Linked DNA regions of Mus musculus: region 2 is linked to region 1. The links are chromatin loops, found by intact Hi-C in ENCODE. Cell type or tissue: gastrocnemius. All regions are shown on one strand. Each heading gives the region's core, and the rest is flanking DNA. Links, peaks and the distances in the headings are about the cores only.

Evidence for each region. A loop is a pair of places that touch in the nucleus more often than their neighbours do. Peaks named below come from ENCODE experiments on the same cell type or tissue, not always from the same donor. Only the 100,000 strongest peaks of a DNase experiment are listed, where the experiment ranks them.
Region 2: a loop joins it to region 1, with 4 times the contacts of the local background. A loop is called at or near these places in 7 of 42 quality-filtered maps.

The regions. Positions count from the first base shown.
Region 1 is chr1:39,979,592-39,986,031 of GRCm38, reverse strand. It overlaps Map4k4 (mitogen-activated protein kinase kinase kinase kinase 4), which reads right to left. Exons shown (of 32, transcript NM_001252200.1): 6 at 5,382-5,472; 7 at 2,763-2,893; 8 at 2,095-2,149; 9 at 772-850. Among named protein-coding and RNA genes, the nearest start is that of Map4k4, 82 kb to the right of the region's middle. In gastrocnemius, for the core only: a CTCF peak has its summit at 2,674; no DNase peak of the experiment used is centred there; H3K27ac peaks cover 2,009 bases.
Region 2 is chr1:39,612,786-39,617,785 of GRCm38, reverse strand. No RefSeq gene overlaps it. Among named protein-coding and RNA genes, the nearest start is that of Gm51620, 23 kb to the right of the region's middle. In gastrocnemius, for the core only: a CTCF peak has its summit at 2,679 (motif pointing left); DNase peaks (open chromatin) are centred at 2,684 and 2,898; H3K4me3 peaks cover 198 bases.

The DNA.
Region 1 (6,440 bases), core at 571-5,570:
GTGCACAGATGACCATAAGTCTCATAACAAACAGAGATGAGCAAGGGGCCTGCCTCTGTTGGCAAACGCAGGGCATCTACGGATGGATGCTTCAGCCAGCCTTACACTGGCTTGAGCTCGATTCATCAGGTCCCAGAGTTTAGTGGACAAAGGCAGAAATGACAGGTTTTACTTTGTGTGTGCACGATGGGGGTGGGGTGGAAGACTCAGCCCTGCCACTGGTTGGTACACTTTATAAAACATCACAACTATAGCTGCAACCCACCCTAACCCCCAACAGGATCTTGCTCTATTACCCAGAATGCTTTTAACTCCTATGTTCAAATGGTCCTCCTGCTGTAGTCAGGGCCTGCAAACATGGCCGATGGCCCCAGACACCCTTCATCAATGTTAAAATGTGTTATCAAAGGACTTTAACACATCTTTGCCATTTTAGAAGAAGAATGTTCTGCAACATATTACACTTCAAAGATGTTTAACTCTTAAACGTTAAACATAGCCTTTTCTTCATATTATGGGGCTTTCGGAGTTGCTTGCTATTAGCGACTAAATGAAATCCGATGAATCAAGAACAACAGGAAGAACTCATGTGCCTTAGACTGTTGAAGGCTGCTGACTTTGTAGTACCGAAGTTAGGGTGGCCAGAATTTTATTCCTGAACAAAATGAAACTATAGAGAGGTAGGGAGAAAAGAAAAGAAAGGCATAGAAAAGGGGGGAAGGGGGAGAGGGACCGACAGAGTGGGGGAAGGGAGGGGGAGGTGGGGCTTACCATTTTTTTGACTTCAGCCTGGGAGGAGGGTTTCTGGGGATGAGAAACAGCGCTCTCATTGGATGCATGTCACAGAGAGCTGGGAAAGGAGATGGCGGTGTCAGTAAGGCTTACTCTCCTGACCACTGGGGTTCATGTACAAACAACTTCATTCACAAATAATTGCCACAAATATGCCAAGCAGCTAAGATATCTAGTTATAAACCCTAGGCCATAACTTGAATTTTACCATTTAAAAAACAATAAAATAGAAGCAGACCAAAAATACACAACTTCAAATTGACACTGCAAAGTTTTCATAAATCAAAGATAAATATAAACTCAAATTCAAAAGGAGAAAAATTTAAGTGTTTAAATCACCTTTAAAATTATAATGAAAACGGCCGTGTTTATAAGGTTGGTCTAAGGATCAGAACAGCTTGGTAAAGGCCTTCGGTGCTTCAAAAGGAAGCAATGCTTAAACGCAGCGCGCACATTCGGAGCCCCCACACACTGCTGTCTGTGACTGGAGGTGCTGACCCCTGTGCAGTTACTGTCTGTCTGCAGACGTACACACTGGCCTGGCACAGCAGATGAGGCACATGCTTACAGTATACTGGTAAGGCAGCTAGGAATGGGGACCAGACCAGCTGACACCACTATCCCAGTGAAGGGAAACTAGGACAAATGACCCAGCACTATGTCCCTGTCTCAATACCATATAAGGAAACACGAGGGACACAGTACTCGCGGTGGACACCCACTTCTGCACAGTAACTGATTCTTAACTGTCAGGACCGTTTCAGTCTTTCGGCAACTATTTCTTCACAACTCTGTACGAGGCAGCATACAGTGTCTGGACACACCTTCCTTAGCAGGCCAGGAGAAACGCCGAGAGTGTTTTCCTTATTTTTTTCTACACTTCTATCACAACTCCAATCAAAGATCAATTTTATGACTGATCGATCTACTGAATTAACCCAAGGAAAAACAAACTCAAATCTTCACAGAAAACCCCGTAAATAAAAGGCAGCATCTCCATTTGTAAACTCAAAATAAATAGAATTTCAAAGATGAGGGACCCCTTTCAGTCAGTATTCTTCAAATGCAAAGAAAAAAGAGCTCTTATTAATTTCAGATGTTGCACATGAATAGGCTGCAGACCCAGGGCACTCCAAAAGGGAAACTGGTTACTGAGAGACCCCTGGGCACCTGCAGCCGCCCCGATGGTGGGTTTCTCATCCAATCACTCAGCCATGCCTGGTTCTGCCCAGTGTCCTTGGGTTCTTACAGGCAATCACTTTATACAGAACAAATGAGCTCAGAAGGAAGGAAGATACTCACGGGGGGCCCCTTCAGCCATCTCGATGGCTGTGATGCCACAGGACCAGAGGTCACTCTGCAAAAACAAAAGAGAATGTTCCAGATGCCTAGTTGTATTTCTGGACAGTCATACAAATGGAATAAAAGCATCCTTCAGGTAAAAAACAAAAACAAAAACAAAACAAATCTTGCTAGGACATTATTATCTCTCCAGCCCTAGGGATTAGATCGCTTTTATTTACTTAAGCATGATATTATTCTGATAATGGTGAAAAGTGTTTCAATTTTTATGTATGTATTAAGGAGTAGAAAAATGAGTCTGTAATACATATTTAAATAATTCAAATTAAAAGAAAATCTTGGTGTAGCAATGATTTAAATTAATTCTCACTAATGGATATTGACAACAAATACTGAAATACACCAGGAACAGTTAAACTATGAACTCAATTTTAACACTACTAACAGGTACAACAATCACTAAAGCAGAAGTTTTGTTTTTATTGACAAATAAAACAGTAGTACAGTCAAGCTGAATCAGATAATGAAATATGAGTTTTATGCCTGGATAAAAAGGTGCACTATGGTTTCAAGTCCCTAGAGGTCACTCTATAATCACTTCAATTTATTTGTTTAAGAGAAGTTACAGTTTACACAAAAATGCCCGGCAAGGGGGTGGGTGTTCTTACTCTGTAGTCGTAAGTGGCGTCTGGGTTCTCATCACAGGCGATGACCTCTGGAGCCATCCAGTAGGGTGTGCCTATGAACGTATTTCTCCGTCCAACCGTCCTGTCCAGCTGAGCGCTTACACCAAAATCAACTACGGAACAAAAAGCAAGAAGAAGTGAAGCGCAATGAACAAAGAAGAAGAAAGTCTATGAGGAACCGCCACAGGCAGCTTGGTTCTGTCAGCTGCAAGCCATTCTGGGAGGCAGCACTGGGAAGGACTGCACCCTTCCCCCTCCACTCTCAGAACAGAAATGTTAAAACTGCATTGCAAGAGCCTGGGTCAGTCCAGAAGAGCCAGGAGGCCAGCCTGGCCTGCTGAGGGATGGGCAGAGGGATTACTGCAGGGCTGGGCGGCTAACACACAGCACTGTACTAAATAAAGAGACTCACAAATGCAGAGTGGGCAGTGAGACCATTCAGTAGATGAAGAGACTTAGAGGAACCCACTGTACAACTGAGGATGTGAGGTCAGTCCATAGAGCGTACATGAAGATGGATCAGACTTCACAGTTGTTCCCTGACATTACGTGTTCTGGCACTTGCAGCCACACACACACACACACACACACACACACACACACACACACACGTGTAGACAGACAGACAGACAGACAGACAGACAGACAGACACACACACACACACACGTACGTGTAGACAGACAGACAGACAGACAGACACACATGGCCTCAGGATGTGAGTTGCCCTTTCAGAGTGACTTCTACTTTCCATGAATTGAATGATGATGTTGGCTAGAAGAAAGCCATGGATGGAGGGAGGCAGGGTCAGCAGAAAGCACACACTGGGTGTACGAACATCAGCACATGCCACCATCATCACAGCCCACAAGCCACATGAGCCCAGCAGAAGGGCACGAAGCTCACACTAATGGTCTACAAAACACTAGACAATAGGCAGGGGTCACACACTCCACTTCTGTGTCCAGAACAAGTTCAGGAAACAGTTGGCTTCCTTGTTGATTGTTCCTCAACACACAGAGGACAAATCCAGGACCAAAAGCCTGATTGAGCTTTCCAGCACCTCGGCCAGGAAAGACTGAGGGTATAATTCTCGTGGCATGAGGTCAGGGCATGGAAACACCAGAGCAAGGACAACATGAGTGTCCCAGCTTAGCCCCAAGAGACTTTCCACATGGGCAGAGCACTGCAGATAACCAGGCAGCAGAGGCACTGCAGAAGGGTGCAGTGAGTTGGGCATTAAGGAGCAGCCTTCTATGGCTCAGACTTTTGGAAGAAAAGAAGAGCAGCAGACTGCTGGGTGTCCGAAGGGAAAACAACATGACCCTTTAACAGAAAAAGTTAATGCTGGTTGTATTTAAAATGTAAGAGCATAAAAATAAAATGGGGTCAAGTTCAGGTGTAGCTCAGGGAGACAGAGAACATGTCTGAGTCATTAGAAAGCTGGCAATGCCGCCCATGAGGCACCCGCTGAATACCCACACCAACACTGAAGACAATGTCCAGGCACCACATGAAAATACACCAGGGACCAAAGCAATCCCGGCTGCTGTGCTCCCAGAATATTCTAGTAAAGGGGACTATTTTCTTCTATTTGAAAAGTGCCATATGATATCAATAGAATTATAATTTTTATAATTATCAACAGCACTATAGGAGGAAAGCACAGGTCCAAGGCAGATCAGAAGGCCAGAGAGACCCCTAAAGATAGGAAAAACTGTACCAGTGACAATGAGGACATCGATTCCCAATTGAGAACAGGATATGCAAAGGTCCTGGGGCAAGGTCCGAGAAGTAATGAAAAACAACGTTGTGCCAGCAGTGAGTGCACATGAAAGCAGCTCTGCTAACTTTTTATGACTTTATTCTTTATTCTATTACTAAAAATAACCATATAATTTCCATATTGTAACATGGGGCATAGGGTAGAAGTGAAGAGCTGAGATGATGGGGCAGGAAAGTAGTAGCGGTCAGACCCCACACTTCTTATAAGGCAAGGCAGGAAGTCTGAACCTTCTTGAAATAGAACAGTAAGTCACTGAGGGTGCCTGTCTCTTTCTGTGTACTTGTCTCTGTGTCTGTGTGCCTGTCTCTCTATCTTTCTATCTGTCTCTCTGTGTACCCATCTCTCTGCACCCCCCTACACACTCCTCCCTATCTCTCTTGTTCTCCCCTCTCTCACTCATCCCCCTTCTAACGTCATACCCCAGGCTGGCTTCAAACTCACAATGTTTTTCCTTCATCCTTCCATCCTGTACTGCACTATGCCAGGCACCACTGTGCTTACATAACGAAGTCTGACTTTTAACTTAGTGTAGGGCAGAAAAGGCACCTCAGTCATGAGTTCCTGAGTTTGGGCCTCATCAACCACACCCCACCCTCCCACCCCAAGTTCAAACAAAAACTTTTCAAACTCTGTTTGGCTGCTATATCTAGGCAGAGTAGACTACCGAAGCATGAAGCGGAGGCTGGGGCTGGCTAAACAGTAAGCCAGTCCTCTCATCCTTCAGGGGAGAAGAAACAGCAAAGTTACCAAAGGGGCACAGCAAGCCACCCGCTGGCACCAGGACGGTGCATCAGGCACACACCGGCCGGCCACCTACCAAGTTTCACCTCAGCATTCTCGGTCAGCAGCACATTTTGGCCCTTGATATCTCGGTGAATAACGTGGTGAATATGGAGATGTGCCAATCCCTGAAAAGAAAAGCAGATTTGAGTCTCAGTTCTCTGTCCCTGTAAATAGACAGCCAGGAGCACCCTTTTATAATAAGGTGCACACGTGGGCCAAGTTTTTGTAAATCCGCATTTAGAACATAAAATTTACCCTTGGCACATTCCCAGAAGACACCGCCAGCCTTGCCACACATACAGAGAGCAGTGAGCTGGACTTTCTTTCCCTCTGGGATGATCACAACCACTTTAAGCTGTGCCTATGACACAGCTTTAGATTGCCATCTGAGGTTTTTCTGCTATAATTTGTGCTATTTGTGTTCAGGACGGCTCCTTTCCCACACCAAAAGTCTATCTTACAGTGGGTGACTGAATTTATTTGAGCTAGACTCGTCCCAGGGGAACAGCAAAGAATTAGAGGGGGCCTTAAAATCCAGCTCTTAAAATGCAGGCTTGTCTTCCCACTACAGAGGAACAAACTGTCACGTGCTGATATATCTCACTCCTGTTCAAGTGTAAAATAATTCTGTCACCAGAACAGCCTCATGTAGGAATAAAGTCTTTCTTCCCTAGGCAAACAAGCACTCTTGGCACACACACTTTGGAAGCCCTGTATCCAGAATGAGTCCAGTCGCATCTCTCAGGAAGGAGGTTGTAGGAAAACACACGCATCCACCTGTGATGTAAACGCAGCGAGGCAGCAGCCACACAACTCATTCACGAGACGCTGCACTCCACAGCGCGGCTTCTTAAGACATAGCAAGCCATTGATTCTGAAGTGCCTCCCTCGGCACTGAAAGAAAGGGTGGGTTACTTGTCAGGGGTTTGATTTTCCTATTAAAAATAAATAAGGGCTGGGGGCTGCAGTGGTGGAGGCAGCTAGAGTCTTTACCGTGTAGCCCAGCCCAGCTTTAAACTTGAAAGCCTCCTGTCTCGGGTGCCAGAGCTCCGGGCGCACAGGCCCATGTTCTCAGGCCCAACATCTACGATTA
Region 2 (5,000 bases), core at 1-5,000, 370 kb after region 1:
GTGCTGATGTGGCCAGGCCTGGATTTTTACATGGGTGCTGGGATTTGAAATCAGGACATATATGTACCTAACAGGCATTTATACTGGCTGAGCCATTACCCCAGCTCCCTCCACTTTGTTTTTAAGACGAGGTCTCTCACTAACCCTGGTGCTTACTAAGTTGGCTGGGCTGGTTGCTGAGCTCAGCATTCTGCCTGAATCTGTTCTCCCAGTACTGGGCTTACAGGAACCCAGGTCCTCAGGTTTGTGTGCTAGAACTCTGCAGACTGAGCCAACTGCCCAGGCCCTGCATTTGCTAGTTTGTTTCCTTTTGTTTGGCTTTTGGTTTTTCTAGACAGGGTTTCTCTGTGTACCCCCTGACTGTCCTGAAACTCACTCTGTAGACCAGGCTGGCCTCGAACTCAGAAATCCGCCTGCCTCTGCCTCCCAAGTGCTGGGATTAAAGGCATGTGCCACCACTGCCTGGCATAATATAGAAGGAGGAAAAGTCTGGGCTCACAGTTAGAGGGAGATCATTTCTGGAGATAGCCTGCTCCAAGGTGTGGGCAAGGGACTGAGGTAGGGGTGTAGCATAACAGCTATATTAAAAACAGTAAGTTTTAAATACAGCTGTTATTCCTACAGACCAGGACTAAGAAAAAGTCCTGCTTTATACGCGAAAAGAAGACATCAAAGGTCATACAAGAATGTGGAGCACCCATGAGAATGCTCCATCATGGGAGACTGAGGCTTTCACGGATGGACCAATATCTCTCCTTAGGCTAACAATGCCAGCTCACCCCAGAGTGGGATGTGGGTCTTCATGCAGCAAGGTTGGGAAATGCTACACCCCCACCTCAGTCCTCAGTCCCTTGCCCACACCTTGGAGCAGGCTATCTCCAGAACTGATCTCCCTCTAACTGTGAGCCCAGACTCTTCCTCCTTCTAGCCATAAAGCCCAAGCAGCTACTTGCCCACCACGCCTATTCAGAAGGGTTAGAGAAGCAGAAGAGGTCTACAGTGGACAGCAAGCCAGTGACCCTGCCCACAAAGTAGGCCTGTGGATATCAAGGTCCACCAATTCAGCCAGCATCCTCAGCATCTGCCGTTGCCAGGCTAACCACATAACACACTCCATCCTTGGACAATTCCTATATTTATCTCTGTGCTGACTCTCTGTGTATGTATCCATCCCAAGGACTGGCTCCCATTGTAAACCTGGAGTCCACATTTTTAAAGTCCACATATTTGACTGGGCATGCCCTCAAGGGATTACTTAGACAGCAGCCACGCTTTCTCTTCCTGCGGAATGGCTCTGTGTGTAGGCAAAGCAAAAGTCAGGTGGGAACAGCTACAGTAGCTAAAAGGATGGTTAAGGGACTTATAGGAGACATCTGGCTGTCCCTGCGAGTGGCCTTGAACTCACTGGGCAGAAGATCACTTTGAATATCTGATCCTTCCACTTGTGAGCATCCTTCCTCCTCAACATGAGATTACAGGCATGATCAACCACATCCAGGTTTGTGTCCTGCCAGTGTCTGAACCCTTCAGGGCTCCATGCATGCAACATAAATATTCTACCAACCTAGCTACATCCCCTGGCCCAGGAATATTAATTTTTAAAGAAATAGGAATTTCTGGGGGCTATTGTTTTGGACTGAGCTTCTACACTGAGCCCCAAAAGACCAGGGTAAAATTTAAGATGGAGTCACAATTGCTAGAGTGTAAAACCATTATGCTGAAACCAGGGGACTAATGCAATCTTGTGAGGAATTGGACTTAAGGGATGTTCTGGTTTTAAAGAACAAGTCTCCCACAGGCTTGCTGCGTGGTCTGAACACTGGTCCCCAGCCATTGATGGAGTTTACAGAGGTAGGGAAATGTTTGGGGTGGGGCCTAGCTGCAAAAGTCCCAATTGATAGAGGTGGCCTACGAGGTCATTGCTGCCCCTCACTCCTGTCTGGCTCTCTGCTTTCCATCACAGCTGCACAAACGTAACCAAGCAGAGGAGAGATCAGAGAGAGAGACTAGTTTCAATGGATGGGATACGGTGACAGAAATAACCGGGCATGCAACAGCCATTTTTTTTTTTTTTTTTTTTTTTTTTTTTTTTTTTTGGTCATTGGTGTTAGTTACCCTGACTCTACAAGCCGGGAACACCATTTAGCTTCTTGCTTCTTGTTTGTGCTTCGCTCCTCCTCCTGCTCCTCCTGCTCCTCCTCCTCCTCCTCCTCTCAGCTCACTGGGACACCAACACTGGTCTGTAGTGTCTTCCCCCATACTAGAACTTAAAATTGGTTTGGAGACAGAATTGACTTCATTTCATTGCTTCACCAACTTTCAAGCACGAGGGGTTCGTTTCTACCTCAGTTTCTCCCCACTAGAACGAGATTATCCCCAAGCCTGCTTGGCTCACCGTAGGGGGGCTATAGTGCTGGCTGTGCCTCGACGTCCCTCGTTTTTTCACATCCCACAGAAGCCCTTTGTCTACTGTCGGATCCCCCTGGCAAGAACCGAGGTATCTGAGGATGAATGGTTTCACTTCTTGCTCTGATCGTCCTTACCTGCTCCATGTCTCACGGTGGTTTCTTCATCTCCTGGACATTTCTAGATAAGCGGTGGGACCTTTGGGAGTTTCTAACAAACTTACAGTTTCCAAACTTGGGAATTTTGTAGGAGGCAAAGATTTAGTGCGCCCCCTGGTGACTGAGCAGTGGAACTTTATTTACAGTCGCTTGTCCTTGAAGCAAACATTAAACCCCATCTTGACTCAACTTCTTTCCTTCCCCCATGCTTTGGGGAAGTCCAATAAGGATGGAGGTGGGTCTTACTCCTCCGCTCCTGGGGTTGCCCTCCTCTCTTACTTCTTCAATATCCTCAGCGCAGCTACTGAAGCCCCCGCCAGGGTCCAGGATCCAGATACAGGCTGTAGGAACAGCTACTTGTAAAAGATGAGGAGGGCAGAACAGAGAAGCCTTTCCCAAGTGTGCTTACTCAGGCCTTGTGTGAGCCGGAGGCTAGAGTTAGATCAGTTGGCTGATTGTTAGAATCGCTCCAGGCTAGAGAACATTGGAGACCAGACCCTACAGAAGCAGGTTTTCCTTTAATCAGAACAGCCAAGGGCAGAAGCCACTCCTGGGGAATGTGCTTAGGAGTGGGGGTGGGGGGTGGGGCGGGTTGGAGTTTTATAGGGCAGAAAAGGGAACTTCTGTAGTGGGAGATTACATCTGCTTCCTTCCCCTGCAGTCTTCAAGCTTGTAAATGCTCTTCTTATCAAGAGCTCACTGGGTCCTAACTTCCTGCAGAAGATGCTGCCTTTGTGTTAACCTACCTGTCCTGGAGTTGCTCAGCTCGCCCGCCCGAGGCTTTTGGGTTGTTTGGCCTTGAGCCGTATCAGCACCAGATGTTTTCAGACACCTAGAGAGGCTACGCAGCTTGCACCGGCTCCCGAAAGTACCGGCCCCAGACACATCTATTTCCAACAGTGTGGACTTTTCTCTGTAGCCATTGCCACGGGGGTCAGAGCATTTCTCTCGAGGGCCTAGCAGAGAGACCGCAGTGACTGCCACAAACAGGCAAGGCCAGTGCGCGCAAGGCCAGCGCACTGGCCACACTTCCCTTCAGTAAGGCAAAAGGGAGTTTTTCTCCATTTTTCTGAGAAACCAGGAGAAAAGGTTAATGCTCAAATTTCCCAAACCTGTTTCAGTTGTGATTCTTAACTTCCTTCTGCCTCTGCCAAGGGGCTCACACTCACACAAAGAAACCAGAGGTAACCTAATCTCATCCTCTTGGTCCATCCTCCTGTCGCAGCCTTCCAAGAGGAATAGCGTGAGCCCGCAAAGCCCCTTCTTGTTTCTATTTTCTTCATCATTTTACTGTCTATAAAGTAAGCCTTCAGTACTTGGTTCCAGGAAAACTTACTGCATCTGATAGAACTAAGAGCCATCGGATTCCAGAAACACAAATGAGGCAGTCAAGATCTTTAAACTAAAAGTAACATCATCTAGATCTTTTTATTTTAGAATTTATTTTGAAGTTGTGTGTGTGTGTGTGTCTAAATGTAGTGTTGTACATGTGAGTGCAGCACCCACAGAGGCCAGAATCGGGCACCAGATCCCCTGGAGCTGGAATTACAAGCAGTTGTGAACTGCCCCCAAAGGCTGCTAGGACCAGAATTCCATCTGCTGCAGAGTCCTGTGGGCCCTTAACCTCTGCACCGTCTCTCCAAGCCCTCTAGATTTAGATCTATCTTGTGCAAAAGTCATCTTTCCATAAATACTTGGAAAAGATCATGTATTTATCTTGAATGTTTCGTGGGGTTTGTTTGTCTTGGGACATATTAATCATTGTTACTGCTTGTCCTATAGTGTCCTATATTCTGCAAGTATATTCTGGTGGATATCGCTTATAAAGAATATCTCTGTCCAGATGCTTTTATTGAAAAAGTAATAATTACCTCAGAGTAAGAGTCTTATGAATCAGGCCAGGATATAAGCAACAGACAGCGCCAGCTGTGAGAGAAACTGAAAACTGTAAGCCCCTCAAGGTCACTGTGCAGCTGTCCAAGGTCAGACAAAAGCCCTATGGAGCCTTTTAGGCTTTCTGGAGTGGGTGGGAGAGAGACTTTCTCCTCACATCCTAACACATCAGAAACTTTTGAACCAGCTTGGCAAGAAAGGCTTCACCTATGCCTGGGGGGTTCTGAGTCTTTGATCGGAAGTTTTCCCACACAGGTGCAGCTCCATCGCAATACTAACAGCCACCCTGCTTCCCAGTCCCAGGCACAGCCCTGCATCTAACCTGTAGGTTAGACTCTCACAGGAGGCCTCTTTACCTTAAGGCAGTGGTTCTCAGCCTTCCTCAAGGGGCTCGAGACCCCTTTGGCAAACCTCTATTTCCAAAAATATTAATATTACAATTCATAAAGGTAGCAAAATTACTGTTAGGAAGTAGAAATGGAATAATGTTATGCTCGAGGAGTCACTACGACACAGGGGTCACGGCATTTGGAAAGTTGAGAG